Regions from separate parts of the Homo sapiens genome. Here regions 1 and 3 are each linked to region 2. Evidence: chromatin contacts called from ENCODE Hi-C or POLR2A ChIA-PET data. All regions are on one chromosome and are shown on one strand. Each heading gives the region's core, a stretch centred on a gene start or an enhancer-like site at or near the end of the contact. The rest is flanking DNA. Distances are from core to core; before and after follow the strand shown. Region 1 holds the start of ANO10 (anoctamin 10). Region 2 holds the start of SCAP (SREBF chaperone). Region 3 holds the start of DCAF1 (DDB1 and CUL4 associated factor 1).

Region 1 (4,794 bases), core at 392-2,891, 3.9 Mb before region 2:
ATACACAAAAATACAAAAATTAGGAAGAAATGCATCAAAATGTTATTACATGTGGCAAAACTACAGATTTTAATTTTCATCCTTATAATTTTCTCTGTCTTCCAAGTTGTCTACAATGAAAAAAGTTGGCCAGCACAGTGGCTCACGTCTGTAATCCCAGCACTTTGGGAGGCCGAGGTGGGAGGATTACCTGAGGTCAGGAGTTCAAGACCAGCCTGGCCAACATGGTGGAACCCCATCTCTACTAAAAACACAAAAATTAGCCGGGCATGGTGGCAGGCGCCTATAATCCCAGCTACTCGGGAGAATCGCTTGAACCCGAGAGGCGGAGGTTGCAGTGAGCAGACATTGTGCCACTGCACTCCAGCCTGAGCGACAGAGCAAGACTCCGTCTCAAAAAAAACAAAAAGAAAAAAGTTTCAGTGGGTTTAAGTGCATTTACACACTTCAATTTATCAAGACTTTTCTATGCCCTTCCATTATTTTAGATCTTTCAAATTTCATTCATCTGCAACTCTACGATTCTTTCAGCAACAGCTGTTCAGAACAGATGATTTACTTTCCATAGCGAATTTTAAACTGTTTATCATGCAGAATGGGCCCTTAGAAAACATCTAGTCCTCTAGATTTGTATGACTTTAAATTAAAAGTAGACACTACAAAGTGGATTTAACCGCTTTAAACCCCACAGGATTAGATTTAAACTCCGCAGGATTTAAGGCAATATGATACAACTGTGTCTTGAGTCTGAATAAACCTCAGCTGCACTTTTTAAGTCTGGGATCTCCATACACCGTCCTGCTGGAATATAAGGTTTTACAGAAGGCAGCGCACACCAATGCTGGTGCTGTGAAGGCACCCACAAAATCAGACGCTGCCTATAGGGGAGAACCCCATTCCATCCACGTTTCTCAGGTGTCCCAGGCACTAGCCAGACAGGTATCTATTATTTAAACTGTACAGTATGTCCCAGTCAAAAGCCTGGAAACTCAGTCACCTCGATGTGAGCATTATCCTGCAAGCCCGCTCCGGCCAAACCTGCTTGGAGACAGCCTAGTCCGCCCTGATCCCCGGACTGCCCGGGAAGCAAGAACCCCGGGACCCGCGAGCTGACCCTTCTAAAAACCACCCTTCACTCCGCTCCGCCGACCACCCCACTCACTGCCTCCTTCCCCAAAGCGCTGAGGCCCCCAACATCCTCCATCCTGACTTCACCAGCCCCAAATTTCCGCCTCACCGCCTTTCTCTCAGGACTCAAACCCTCGCCCCAGACCCATAATCCCCTCCACAAACCTCTCCCCTCCCCTGCGACCGCCGCTCCCCGCAACACCTTCACTCGTCCCTGCCCCCACAGCCCCCGCGCCCATCCTGGTCCCACTTCCCATCCCCAGGGGTGCTGGCACCGGGAGGCGGCCCGGGAACGCAGGGCGGCGACCAGGCGGAGCTCCTGGAGCCTGCAGCGGCCGGGGCTCTGTGGCTGCAAGGGGCCGGGCTCTGCTGCGGACAGCTGGGGGGTCCGAGGTGCCCTCCCCGACTCACCAGCCGCCGCAGCGCTCCACGTCTTCGGAGGCGGGTCCGAGAGCCGGCGAGAACCGGAGGCCGGGCGAAAGAGTGCTCGGTGCGGGGGGCGGGCCAGGCCAGTGGGGCGGGCGCCGCCGAGCGCTGGGCGTGGCGGACGCGGCGGGGCCTAGATGCGGTCACACGCAGGGGGGCGGGGCCGCGGCGGGAGAGGCGGGGCCTCACTGGGCGGTAGCTCCGGGAGGGGCGGAACTGCGGTGGGAGGGGCGGGGCCTCACTGGGCGATCGTAGTGGACGAGAACCTAGACTGGAACCGGTCCGAAGAAAAAAAGGCAGCCCTCATTGGGCTGTCGCCTGGAACAGGAGACCAGGCCGGGAGAAAGGGAGGGGCGTGCCTAACGTACTGTACCACCCATCGAAATCCGGACGGCAGCGGGAGAGGCGCGGCCGAGAAGGCAGAGGCCTGGTTGGGCTGTCACTCCGAGCCGGGGCGGCATGTGGCTGGGCTCTCCAACCGCGAGCGGTCGGGGCAGGGGAAAGGAATACGCCCCTTCACATTTCCCTCTTCCATCTCTTAAAGACCAGAACCTAATTTTCTGGTCACTTTCAGGTATAAGAACAAGTCTCATTTTAACTGTAGCTCACTTTCAAGTTGTGAAAAACGCAGATCCTTTTATAATTAAAACCTAACATCCAACCACAGCCAAATCCCAAAACCCTTGCTCCTCCTAGAAATCGCCAGACACCTTTCCACCTCCAGGCTCAGAGTCTGCCCCAGCCATTCCTTCTGCCCAGAAAGCTCTTCCCTCGGTTGGCTGCTTGGCTCACTTCCTCACCTCCCTCAGTGTTTGCTGGGCTCTCACTTTCTCCCTGAGGCCCTTTCTGACCATCCTACTTAATACCTGTTCTCATCTGCTCCTCACCCCACCATTTCCTTACCTGCTCTCCTATTTCTTCTGTCCACCACACTTTTTGACTTTTTGTTGTTGTTGTTTTGAGATAGAGCCTCGCAATGTCACCCAGGCTGGAGTGCAGTGGCGCAGTCTCGGCTCACTGCAACCTCCGCCTCCCGGGTTCAAGCGATTCTCCTGCCTCAGCCTCCTGAGTAGCTGGGATTACAGGCGCGCACCATCATGCCCAGCTAATTTTTGTATTTTTTGTAGAGACAGGGTTTCACTATGTTGGCCAGGCTGGTCTAGAACTCCTGACCTCAGGTGATCCGCCTGCCTCGGTTTCCCAAAGTGCTGGGATTACAGGCGTGAGCCACCGCGCCCTGCCGGCTTTAAGTGTTTTTAGTTACCCAGGGTCTACCACAGTCTGAAAATAGGTGAGGCCAGAACAATAAGATATTTGGAGAGAGAGAGAGAGACCATATTCACCTTTTATTACAGTCTATTTTTATAATTGTTCTATTTTATTATTATTCATTGTTGTTAATCCCTTACTGTACCTAATTTATAAATGAAACTTTATCATAGTATGTATGTATGTGTAGGAAAAAACATAGTATACATAGAGTTTTATACTATCCTCAGTTTCAAGCATCCACTGTGGATCTTGGAATGTATCTCCCACAGATAATGGAGGATTACCAGCCCCAATGTTTAGAACAGTGTTAGGTCCATAGCAGACAAGCAATAATTCTGAAATGAAAAATTTAAAAAATGAATGAACACTTTCTGCCTCCATACATCCAGCTTTGGCCAGATCAATGCCTCAACAAACTGCAGTGCGGAGAAGGCTGGTCTGTTCTTTACTCCCCACCCTTCTCTGGGTCTTCCAGGTTCCAGGCAGGAGGCAGGGAAACTAAAAGAAAGGAGCAGAAGACTCGTTACTTGGTAGGAGCAGTTTGTCATTCTTTCTAGTCCTCCGATGCTATCATGGCAGCTCACAACATTATTAACCAGTTTTTGTGCAGCTATCTTTTTGTAGGTCCTGTGTGGTTATGTTCAGAAGTTCTCTCTTTCTTCTGAAAATCAGGACAAATTATTTATGAACTTCAATAAGTTTAGACATGAATTACTCCTTAGACTTTTGTTTTTAAATTGTACTCTTCTTATCTTCTCATCCTAGAACGCACGGCCATCCTCCATATAATTTCATTTTCTTATATTTATGTGGCTGGAGGAATTAGGAAGAAAAATGAATGGAAATATAAAAGTCATTTTCTCTTGTATAATCTTATTTCATCTCCACAATTAACAAATTAAAACTTTCTGTTAAGTATAGCAAATTGTTGGACAGCATAAATGGCAAACCTGAGTTAATGACATAGATCCCTATATAGTAGTCCCCCTTAGCCACATTTCAATACCCCCACTGGATGCCTGAAACCACAGATAGTACTGAACCCTGTATATATTATGTTTTTTCGACCTGATAGCCTAGATGGCTGCTAAGTGACCAAAAGGTATGTAGCATTGATATAGTTTGGATCTGTGTCCTCACTTAAATCTCATGCTGAATTGTAATCTCCAGTATTGGGGGTGGGGCCTGGTGCAAGGTGATTGGATCATGGGGGTAGATTTCTCATGAATGGTTTAGCACCATCCCCTTGGTGCTGTCCTCGAAATAGTGAGAGACTTTTCACAAGATCTGGCTGTTTAAAAGTGTGTGGCATCTTGCTCTCTCTCTGTTGCTCCTGCTCTCGCCATGTGATATGCCTGCTCCCCCTTTGCTGTCTGCCATGATTTTAAGTTTCCTGAGGCCTTCCCAGAAGCCAAGCAGATGCCAGCATCATGCTTCCTGTACAGCCTGAAAAACCAGAGCCAATTAAACCTCTTTGCTTTATAAATTACCCAGTCTCAGTTATTTCTTTATAGCAATATGAGAATGGACTAATACAAGGACCTACAGTATGGACACACCAGACAAAGAGATGATTCACATCGCAGGAGGGATGGAGTAGGACAGGCGGAGATTTCATCACGATACTCAGAATGGCACACAATTTAAAACTTATGCAATGTTTATTTCTGGAATTTTCCATGCAATGTTTTCTGACCTCAGTTGACTGAAGGTAATTGAAACCATGGAAAGAGAAACTGTGGCTAAGGAGAACTACTGTATCAATTACCTATGACTGCATGTCAAACAATTACACAGAATTAGGGATTCCTTTCTCCACTTGTCTCTCTTTGGGTATTTCCTCCATGTTCTCTCTGGCTTCCAAGAGTCCCTTTTCCCAACTCCTCTGTCCAGAAGGACAGGTTTTCTCTCAGGTGACTGTGTCACCATACCACTGCAGGGCAGCTCCCAGACAGGGAATGGCTTCAG
Region 2 (4,989 bases), core at 2,047-4,546:
AGAAACTGTCAAATGGCAGTGGTCAAATTGCTGTCACCTTCTTGCTGAGTTCCACCATCCCCACACTAGAGTCAGTGACGCTGGCTTCCTCCCACCACCCCTACCACCTTCTTCCACTACCCTTACCTGCCAATGAGCAACAGAAAAGACTGTGGGCTGCGTGCAGTGGCTCACGCCTGTAATCCCAGCACTTTGGGAGGCCGAGGCGGGCGGATCACCTGAGATCGGGAGTCTGAGACCAGCCTGACCAATAGGGAGAAACCTCGCCTCTACTAAAAATACAAAATTAGCCAGGCGTGGTAGTGCATGCCTGTAATCCCAGCTACTCAGGAGGCTGAGGCAGGAGAATCGCTTGAACCTGGGAGGCGGAGGTTGCAGTGAGCTGAGATCACGCCATTGCACTCCAGCCTGGGCAAGAAGAGCGAAACTCCATCTCAAAAAAAAAAAAAAAAAAACAGACTGTGGAAGCAGGTACAAGAACAGCATAAAAGGATGGACTCTTTTGTCAGCCAAATCTCAGTTTGCACACAACACACTCCGTCTCAAATTCGCTAGGTGACCCAGGGCCAGTCAAATAACTTTTCTAAAACTCTCCGTAAAGGGGGTGATAACAGTGTTATCTCACCTGGTTATTATGAAAACTAAGTGAGATAAGCTAATATTACAGTACCTAGGACACTGCCTAAACAGCACAAGTGCTCGATATCACCCAGAATTATTACTCTGAGTGGCAAAAGACGACACCTGAACCTTGTTTCTTTAGCCAACTCAGTAAGGTAGCAAGTTCTAACGGAAGGAGCTCAGGTGGCAGAGGTGTGGCAGACCTGGTTTGAAGGATGATCCACCCTTGACAAGCTGGGTGACCTTGTAAGAACCCAGCTTCTCTATGAGGAGTCCTCTCATCTGTTCAACGGGGGTGATGACACAAACTGTATATGAAGTACCTGTCAGAGCCGGTAAAACACTGGCAACCACCAATGGTGAGAGTAAGCAAACAGCACATGAACCTGTCATTCCAGGATCCCTGAGGCACATTCACATGCATGGCTAGATTCTGAGAGAGAAAACATCCCTAAAGTCTACCACCAAATGTTAATATACATACCTGCAGTGAAGCCCACAGGCACACTTTTTCTTTCCTTTTTTAGTTTATTTAATTCCTGAATCGCATATGCCTCCATTTTTCTAGTAATAAACTTGTAGTAAACTTTTTACCCACCTAATGACAGTGACTGAGGGAACGGGGGAAGGGCCCCAAACCAGTGATTATAAAGTCCACGGAGATCTCTAGAGAGGGGGCGTTTTTGCCGCAACAGCAAAAGAAAAGAGAGAGCATTCAAGCCAGGCGCGGTGGCTCACGCCTGTAATCCCAGCACTTTGGGAGGCCGAAGCGGACGGATCATGAGGTCAGGAGATAGAGACGATCCTGGCTAACACGGTGAAACCCCGTCTCTACTAAAAATACAAAAAAGTAGCCGGGCATGGTGGCGGGCGCCTGTAGTCCCAGCTACTTGGGAGGCTGAGGCAGGAGAATCGCTTGAACCCGGCAGGCGGAGGGTGCAGTGAGCCGAGATGGCGCCACTGCACTCCAGCCTGGGCGACAGAGCGAGACTCCATCTCAAAAAAAAAAAGAAAGAAAGAAAAGAGAGAGCATTCAAACATCAGATCAGTTCATAATAAATTTAAAAAGCCTAATTCTTTCCATTTCAATTTATGACCAAAAGAATAAATATGGAAATATATTTATACAGTGTTAAATATATTTATATAGTGTTTTTTACATCATGTGCTCAGTGGGAATACTGCAAATGTGTAAAACACCTAAAATGTAAACTATATTAACACACATTTTAAAAGATACAGGTCTTGGCCGGGCACGGTGGTTCACGCCTGTAATACCAACACTTTGGGAGGCCAAGGCTTGTATAATGCTTGAGCCCAGGAGTTAAAGACCAGCCTGGGCAACACAGCAAGACCCCCATCTCTACAAAAAAATACAAAAATTAGCCGGGCGTGGTGGCACACACCTGCTGTCCCAGCTACTGGGGAGGCTGAGGTGGGAGGATCACCTGAGCCCAGGAAATCAAGGCTGCAGTGAGCCGAGATCGCGCCACTGCACTCCAGCCTGGGAGACAGAGTGAGACCCTGTCTCCAAACAAACAAACAAAAAACAAGTCTTTAGGCATCACTGAGGAACACCTAAAATGGATACAGCACTAACTAGACACCCTCGACCCTGACTCCCTAATAAAAGCGTCAGTCTTTTGCTCAATATCCTGACCTGACAGCAAACCAATAAAGACACGGCATAACCAAACTCCACAAATTTTTGGCCAAATAAAAGAAACACACGCAACGCTAACATTAAACCTTTTCTATGGCCGCTTCACGATAAGTATTACAAAATCCCCAGAAAGAGTTTATTCACCTAGCTCCGACTGTCGCCATACAAGGTGGAGCAGTGAGTGACCCGAACCAGGGGCTGACCCCTGCCAGAGCCCCCACAGCGACTCACTGCCCCCCCCTCCGCATTCCCATCTGCACAACTTTCTGTGATTCAAACAGTCCGGAGCCAGGGCTCCCTGCAACTAACGCTATCGTGACATTATAAGCCGGTTAAATACTGAGGTCATAAACCCACTCAGAAGTAAACAGAAGCAACATTAGTGAGCAAAGTTGAGGTTTAAGCAATACGGAAAACTAGAAACCAAGCAAAACCAGCAAAGCAACTAGCGTTGTCTCTCAATAAGATCTTCCAAAAGAGGCAAAGTGGAGAACCTGCTCTCCCCCGCACTCCGGAAAACCCAAACAGCACCAAAGCAGGTTCTACAACAGCTTCCCGGAGCAACTAGGCCAGGGGATGCGACGCCGCGCATCTCCCCCCGTCACACCAGGGGCCCGCGGAGGTCTGGTGGGGACGCGGAGCTCCAGGGGCCGGCCGGTGCAGGGACACGGCCGGGTTGGGGGTGGGGACGCGCGGCCCTGCCTCCTTGCCGGCCTGCGGTCTCCAGGGCCGGCCCGCACGGCTGCTGGACAGCGCCATGCCCACGCACCCCCGAACCTAGCGGCCCCCATTCCGGAACTCCCAGCTCCACGCGGCTGGGGTCGAGCTGGGGCCCGCGGGCAGGCGCCCTGAGCACCCGCGTGACGGTACCTGTGGTGGCAGCACCTCCCAAGCTGCGGCGGCGGCGGCGGCGGCGACGGGGGCGGCAGCAGGGGCGGAGCGCGGCGTGCGCGCTCTCGGCCCGCAGTCCGGTGCGTGGCGCCCTCCCTCTCTCTCCTGGCCGCCGGGTGCCCGCCCCTTCACCTCTCACCTCCTACCTTTACCCTCCCGCCCCGCCGCCCTCCGCACGTGCGCCCAGCGGCGTGCGCATGCGTAGTCGAACCACATTCGCGTCTCCCGTTCGCCCTCTGGTGGACACCGGAGGGAAGTATGGACGGCCGGGCCGGGCCGGGCCGGGCGGAGCGTGAAGCCGGGTTAGGGCCCGCCGGGTTTGGGCCCACCGGCTCTCATCGGTCATCAAGAACTTGCAGAAAGCCGGGCACGGTGGCTCGCGGTTGTAATCCCAACACTGTGGGAGTCCAAGGCGCGAAGATCGCTTGAGCCGAGGAGTTAGAGACCAACTTGGGCAACGTAGGAGACCTCCGTCTCCACAAGTAAAATTAATTAGCCGGCTGTGGTGGCGCGCACCTGTGGTCCCAGCTACTCAGGAGGCTGAGGTAGGAGGATCACCTGAGCCCGGGAGGTCGAGGCCACAGTGAGACAAAAAACAAAAAACCCACCCTGCACAAGATGCTCATGTTCCCTGTTTTATAATGGCAAAAAATTAGAAGCAGCTGGGCCGAGATACACTGCAAATGCAGATGAGAAGAATAAATAATGTCCATAAAACTAGTTTCCCTATAGACATTTAAAAGCATAAGTTGACATTTAACCATTTTCCACAGGGAACAGGTATTTGTTATAATAGCAACAGCTACGTTCACTGTTTACTAGGTGTCAGTTGCGGAGCTGGTATTGTACATGTCCTCGCATTTGGCCCTCCTGAAAATCCGAGGTAGGTCTTGTTACAGGGCCTCACAGAAGGGGAAGGGGAGGCTGCCTCCCCTCGAGGGAAACACAGGTCCCCACCTGCCCAGCTCTGGCCCAACTAGAGACGCTGCCCGGACCACTCTGGGGGGACTTTGATCATGCTACTGCATGCCCTTGCTGTACCCAGGTCTTGTGTCAGAGGTAAGCCTCCCCTCAGCCCCTGCCTACTGCCCGAGACACCCGCACCCACCCCAGGGCTACCTGGATAAGGCAGGCCCTGTACCTGCCCTCAAAGGCACCAGCAAACTTCTCTGGGAGTTCCAGAAAGTGCAGATCTAGTCACCAATGCAAGGCAGAAATTAGAGGTGGCCCTTCTGACCGCACCAGCCCCCGACCCACTACACATTCTTCAGATACCTCCTCCTAAAACCCAGTTCCCACCGGACTCTGGCCTCCCTCCTTGCCCACCACACTATTGTCACAATGAAAGTAACAATGGGGACAGTGGGCCTTGGCCCAAAGTGACTTTCAGGGTTATGACATTTTCAGCATTGTCTTTTGGCTTAATATGGGAATTTTGATCCTATAAAGAAAGTATTCGCTGGGCGCGGTGGCTCACGCCTGTAATCCCAGCACTTTGGGAGGCCAACACGGGCAGATCATGAGGTCAGGAGATCGAAACCATCCTGGCTAACACGGTGGAACCCCATCTCTACTAAAAATACAAAACAAACAAAAAAAAAATTAGCCGGGCGTGGTGGCAGGTGCCTGTAGTCCCAGCTACTCGGGAGGCTGAAGCAGGAGAATGGCATGAACCCGGGGGGCAGAGCTTGCAGTGAGCCGAGATCATGCCACTGCACTCCAGCTTGGGCGACAGAGCGAGACTCCGTCTCAAAAAAAAAAAGAAAAAAAAAAAGAAAGAAAGAATTTTTTAGGTTATTTTTATTTTTACATTT
Region 3 (5,102 bases), core at 2,255-4,754, 4.0 Mb after region 2:
ATGGTCTGTCCAATGGTGACACGGTAGTTACCAATTAGTGAATATCTAGTATGGGACAGACATTGAGCTAAGTAATTTACCATACTTACATTATTCTGAATTTTCACAACCATCCTACCCTTTTTCACACATGAGGAAACTAGCTCAGAGAGGTCCCCAAGACCAGCTAGTACTAGGTAGAAAAAAGGTTTCAAGGATTCAAATCCCAACTCTGCTGACATACCTGTGAAGTCTTGGTTATTTAACTTCTCCAAATCTCAATTTCCTTATCTGCAAGATGGAAACAGTTGTTGTGCGGGGTTAAATGACAATATTGTCCCCATGATGGGATAATATAAAGCCTCAAGAAATACTTATGTAAAATTTTCTTATCCTAACAAGCATCTGCTAGGGTATTTAGGGATGACAGGCCTGCAACTTATTTTCAAATGATTCCACAAAATATATATATAGATACCACACACACAAATAGAGAAAATATGGCATAATATTAACAACTGTTTGCCAGGCACTATGGCTCATGCCTGTAATCCTAGCACTTTGGGAGACTGAAGTGGGTGGATTACTTGAGGCCAAAAGTTCAAGACCAGCCTGGCCAACGCGGCAAATCCCCATCTCTACAAAAAATAAAAAAATTAGCCAGGCGTGGGGGCACACACCTGTAATCCCAGCTACTCCAGAGGCTGAGGCATGAGAATCGCTTGAACCTGGGAGGCAGAGGTTACAGTGGGCAAAGATCGCACCACTGCACTCCAGGCTAGGTGACACAGGAAGACTGTCTCAAAAAAAATAAAAATAGGCGGGCACGGTGGCTCACGCCTGTAATCCCAGCACTTTGGGAGGCCTAGGCGGTGGATCACGAGGTCAGGAGTTCATGACCAGCCGGACCAACATGGTGAAACCCCGTGTCTACTAAAAATACAAAAATTAGCTGGGCATGGTGGCACGCGCCTGTAGTCCCAGTTACTCGGGAGGCTGAGGCAGGAGAATCGCTTGAACCCGGGAGGTGGAGGTTGCAGTGAGCCGAGATTGCACCACTGCACTCCAGCCTGGGCAACAGAGCAAGACTCCGTCTCAAAAAAAAGAAAAAAAAATTTTTTTTAAATTGACAGGCACAGTGGCTCAAGCCTGTAATCCCAGCAATTTGGGAAGCCAAGTCGGAAGGATTGCTTGAGGTCAGCTGGGCAACATTTTGAGACACAGTCGACACAAATATTTAAAAATTAGCCAATCATGTTAGCCTGTGACTGCGGTCCTAGTTACTCAAGAGGCTGAGGCAGCAGGCTCCTTTGAGCCCAGGAGTTGTTGGAGGCTGCAATGAGTTATGATGACACTCGAGACCATCATGGCTAACACGGTGAAACCCTGTGTCTACTAAAAATACAAAAAATTAGCCGGGCGTGGTGGCAGGCACCAGTAATCCTAGCTACTTGGGAGGCTGAGGCACGAGAATGGCGTGAACCTGGGAGGCGGAGCTTGCAGTGAGCTGAGATCGCGCCACTGCACTCCAGCCTGGGCAACACAGTGAGACTCTGTCTCAAAAAAAAAAAAAAAAAAAAAAAAAAAAAAAAGCCAGCGCAGTGGCTTACATCTGTAATCCCAGCACTTTGGGAGGCCGAGGTGGGCAGATCACGAGGACAAGAGCTTGAGACCAGCCTGGCCAATATGCTGAAACCCCATCTCTACTATAAATACAAAAATTATCCGGGCGTGGTGGCGCGTGCCTGTAGTCCCAGCTACTCCGGAGGCTGAGGCAGGAGAATCACTTGAACCTGGGAGGCGGAGGTTGCAGTGAGACAAGATCGCGCCACTGCACTCTAGCTGGGGCAACAGAATGAGACGCTGTCTCAAAAAAAAAGAAAAAAGAAAAAAAAAAAAAAAAGAGTTATCACACCACTGCACTCCAGCCTAGGCTACAGGGCAAGATCCTGTATCTAAAAAAACAGGCCAGGTGTAGTGGCTCATGTCTGTAATTCCAACACTTCGGGAGGCTGACCAGGGAGGATCACTTGAGTTCAAAACCAGCCTGGGCAACATACTGAGACCACTGTCTCTATAAAAAATAAATGAATAAAAATAAAAAATTTTAAAACTGTATAATAGGCAGAACAGTAAAACACTGTACTCAGCAACTACGCAAGAGATACTAAGTACAAAATGATTTCCCTACATTCCCCAAATTCTCTATTATCTCTTTAACATCCAAAAATATATACCCACTCAAAAATGGGTAATGAATAAATGTTATATAGAAAACCCAAATGGTCACATCATTAAGAAAAATACTAAATAGATCCTAAAATCTAAATATACACATTTACATAAACATTAAAGGTAAACTCCAGTAAGCTGGAAAAAGAAAATGCAGGATGATATTACCAATTAACCTCTCATTCTGTACATTAACGATGCATTTTGAACAGGAAGATGCTACTAATATAAAAAATTAAGACATGTAAACTAATTAAAAGGCTTCATCAAAAAAACAGGGTAAGGAAAAACCAAGACCAACATGACATGGCCAAGGACGAGTCATTTGTGACTCAAAAATAGCTAAATACAAACACTCCAAAACTATTTCCTCAACAAATGGAAAACCAGAGCGCTGCCACCGCAGTAAGAGGAAACCAGACAGAAAACCGTCTAAGAAGTGAAGTTGTTAAGCAAACGCTTCTGACACCCCAGTTGAAAACTACTATAACCCCCGGAAATAGACTCCAGGGAAGCTTCGCGGGCACTCTGAGGTTTGACTCCAGGCTGCGGGACCCGCACACCTCTCTTTCCAACCCTTCCCTCTTTCATGGGGATGGGAGGAGCGCCCGGAAAGCTCCGCCCCCGTCGCACGGTCCAAGAGGCAGGCGGGTGCAGGGAGAGGTGGCACGAGGCCGAGAGACGGGAGAGCCCGCCCAGGTGACTGGAGCTGGAGGCGGAGACACAGTCCGGGAAGGGGCCCGCCGTATAGTACGGAAGATGGAGCCCCGCAAGCCCGTACGGAACAGAGACTAGGAGGATTGGAAGGAAAAAGAAAACAAGGGAAATGAAATGCGCCCCTCCTCCAGGTAGGGGCGGACACACCCCGCCCCCCCACTCCGGGCGGAAGAGTTACTCTCGGGAAGCTTCTCGTGGGGAGTGGAGGAAGAACGTGGAGGCCCCGCCCCCAGGACAAGAATCAGGAGGAGGAAAAGTCCTGTCAGGCCCCGGGCCCAGCCTCCCGGCAGACCGGCCCGCCCCCTCCTCGCCGGCGGCCCAAGCAGGTGCCGCCCCTCCCCCAAGCCCGGCGCCCACTCTGCCGCCCGGCCAGCCGCGCGACCTGCTTCCTCGCGCCCCTCCCGTAGAGTCGCCTCCCTCCATTTCCCACTCACCGTCCGAGGCGGCTCCGCCGCTGCCCCCCCCCGACCCCGCCAGTGGCCACAGTTCACACACACACAGCCTCAGGTCCCGCACTCACTCTCCACTCACACACACACACAGCGCGACCACGGCTCCACAGCGGCCCACATATTATGCGTCACTCGCGCGCTACGTGCACCGCGCGCGCGCGCTCGCGCCTACTTGGCGCGAGGACCGCGAGCAAGGGGCGGGAAGAGAACGCCTGCACGATCGGGGAAAAAAAAAAAAAAAAAAAAAAAAAAAAAAAAAAAATCGAAGAGCCCCGGGGACGCCTGGGAAATGAAGTTCCGCGTCTAGGGGCGGGCCCACCAGTCCCAATTGACGCATGAGCTCTTCGCCTGGCGCATTGACTTCTGGATTTGTAGTTTTTTTGGATAAATGCGAACTGCTGAGTACTCATTGGCTGCTTCGGAAGGCGGAAGTGAAAAGTGAGGGAGCCAATCCTTCTAAGACAGTACTGTAATCGCCTGATACTTTTTCAGTGTCTTGTTCTGACCTGTGTGCGCAAAGAGCCTCTGTTTTATTTGGCCATTTGCCTTATCTTACCTAGAACATACCGTGATCTAAGAAAATATTTCTCATAAACATATCAGAAATCACAGCACTCATTAAATCAGAAGGCACTGGTTGTTTTTTGTTTGTTTTGTTTTGTTTTTTTGAGACAGAGTCTCGCTCTGTTGCCCAGGCTGGAGTGCAGTGACGATCTCAGCTCACTATGACCTCCGCCTCCCGGGCTCAAACAGTCCTCCCACCTCAGCCTCCAGCTGAGACTACAGGCGCATGCCACCACACCCAGCCAATTTTTGTTTCTGTTTTGTATGTGCGTGTTTGGTAGAGACATGGTTTTGCCGTGTTGGCCAGGCTGTTCTCGAACTCCTGGGCTGAGTTCTCCCAGCCTCTTTTTTCTCTGTCTTTTTTTTTTTTTTTTTTTGACAGGGTCTCGCTCTGTCATCCACGCTGGAGTGCAGTGGCGCGATCACAGCTCACTACAGCCTCAATCAACCTCCTGGGCTCAAGCTATCTTCTCACCTCAGCCTCCCAAGTAGCCGGGGCTACAGGTGTGCACCACCACACCCGGCTAATTTTTAAAAATTTTTGTAGAGACGAAGTCCCACTGTGTTGTCCAGGTTGGTCTTGAATTTCTAGGCTCAAACGATTCTCCTGCCTCGGCCCCCCGAAGTGTTGGGATTACAGGCATGAGCCACTGCACCCAGCCTCTGTCTTTTTGTTCAAGACCTAGCCTGTAAGAATCAATAGATACTTATTGCCAGGTTATTATACGTGAGGCAGAGAAGTGAAAAATCAAAAGCTCATAGATTAAGGCAGGACTGACCTCACAGGTCACTTAATTCAATTTCTTCATGTTGTTGGGAAAAATGAGGCCCAGAGGGAGTGAGCGACTTGCCCAGCATCACACAACCAATTAACAGCAGAACCAGAGGACTCCTTACTCTGACCAGCAGTCCCTCTTGTGGGGCATAGAAGATAAACATGACCCACAGTTGAGCAGAATCTCGACCTGACAAGATCCTACCCAGCGTTCAAGGCCTTATGCAGCTCATTATCTCTCCGGGAATGCTGAGCAAGTCTCCGTGCATCTCCATGAGTCTTCACGGCAATACTGTCACATGAATACAAGACACAGCAAGCCTGCTGCTATGCTCAGGCTCGACAGCTAGTAAGGATCCTGAATCCTGGGTCCCTTGGTTTCA

The links. A loop is a pair of places that touch in the nucleus more often than their neighbours do. ChIA-PET counts read pairs that join two places held with the same protein, here RNA polymerase II (POLR2A). Pooled maps may share reads with other maps.
Region 1: a map of CD8-positive, alpha-beta T cell shows a loop between it and region 2 (12-fold over the local background). The contact joins the promoter of ANO10 here to the promoter of SCAP in region 2. A Hi-C loop is called at or near these places in 1 of 168 maps with a recorded cell type or tissue (CD8-positive, alpha-beta T cell). POLR2A ChIA-PET finds 5 or more read pairs at or near these places in 1 of 52 experiments (CD8-positive, alpha-beta T cell).
Region 3: a map of B cell shows a loop between it and region 2 (32-fold over the local background). The contact joins the promoter of DCAF1 here to the promoter of SCAP in region 2. A Hi-C loop is called at or near these places in 2 of 168 maps with a recorded cell type or tissue (B cell and CD8-positive, alpha-beta T cell) and 4 of 50 pooled maps.

The regions. Positions count from the first base shown.
Region 1 is chr3:43,620,370-43,625,163 of GRCh38, forward strand. It overlaps ANO10 (anoctamin 10), which reads right to left and starts at 1,642. Exons shown (of 13, transcript NM_018075.5): 1 at 1,540-1,642. RefSeq lists a silencer at 1,356-1,855 and enhancers at 1,911-2,563, 2,564-3,216.
Region 2 is chr3:47,472,645-47,477,633 of GRCh38, forward strand. SCAP (SREBF chaperone) reads right to left here and starts at 3,297. Exons shown (of 23, transcript NM_012235.4): 1 at 3,155-3,297. It overlaps LOC105377073 (a long non-coding RNA gene), which reads left to right and starts at 3,301. Exons shown (of 3, transcript XR_940821.3): 1 at 3,301-3,720; 2 at 3,998-4,058. RefSeq lists a silencer at 2,845-3,384.
Region 3 is chr3:51,496,511-51,501,612 of GRCh38, forward strand. It overlaps DCAF1 (DDB1 and CUL4 associated factor 1), which reads right to left and starts at 3,505. Exons shown (of 25, transcript NM_001387579.1): 1 at 3,363-3,505; 2 at 224-270. RefSeq lists an enhancer at 2,955-3,054 and a silencer at 3,165-3,394.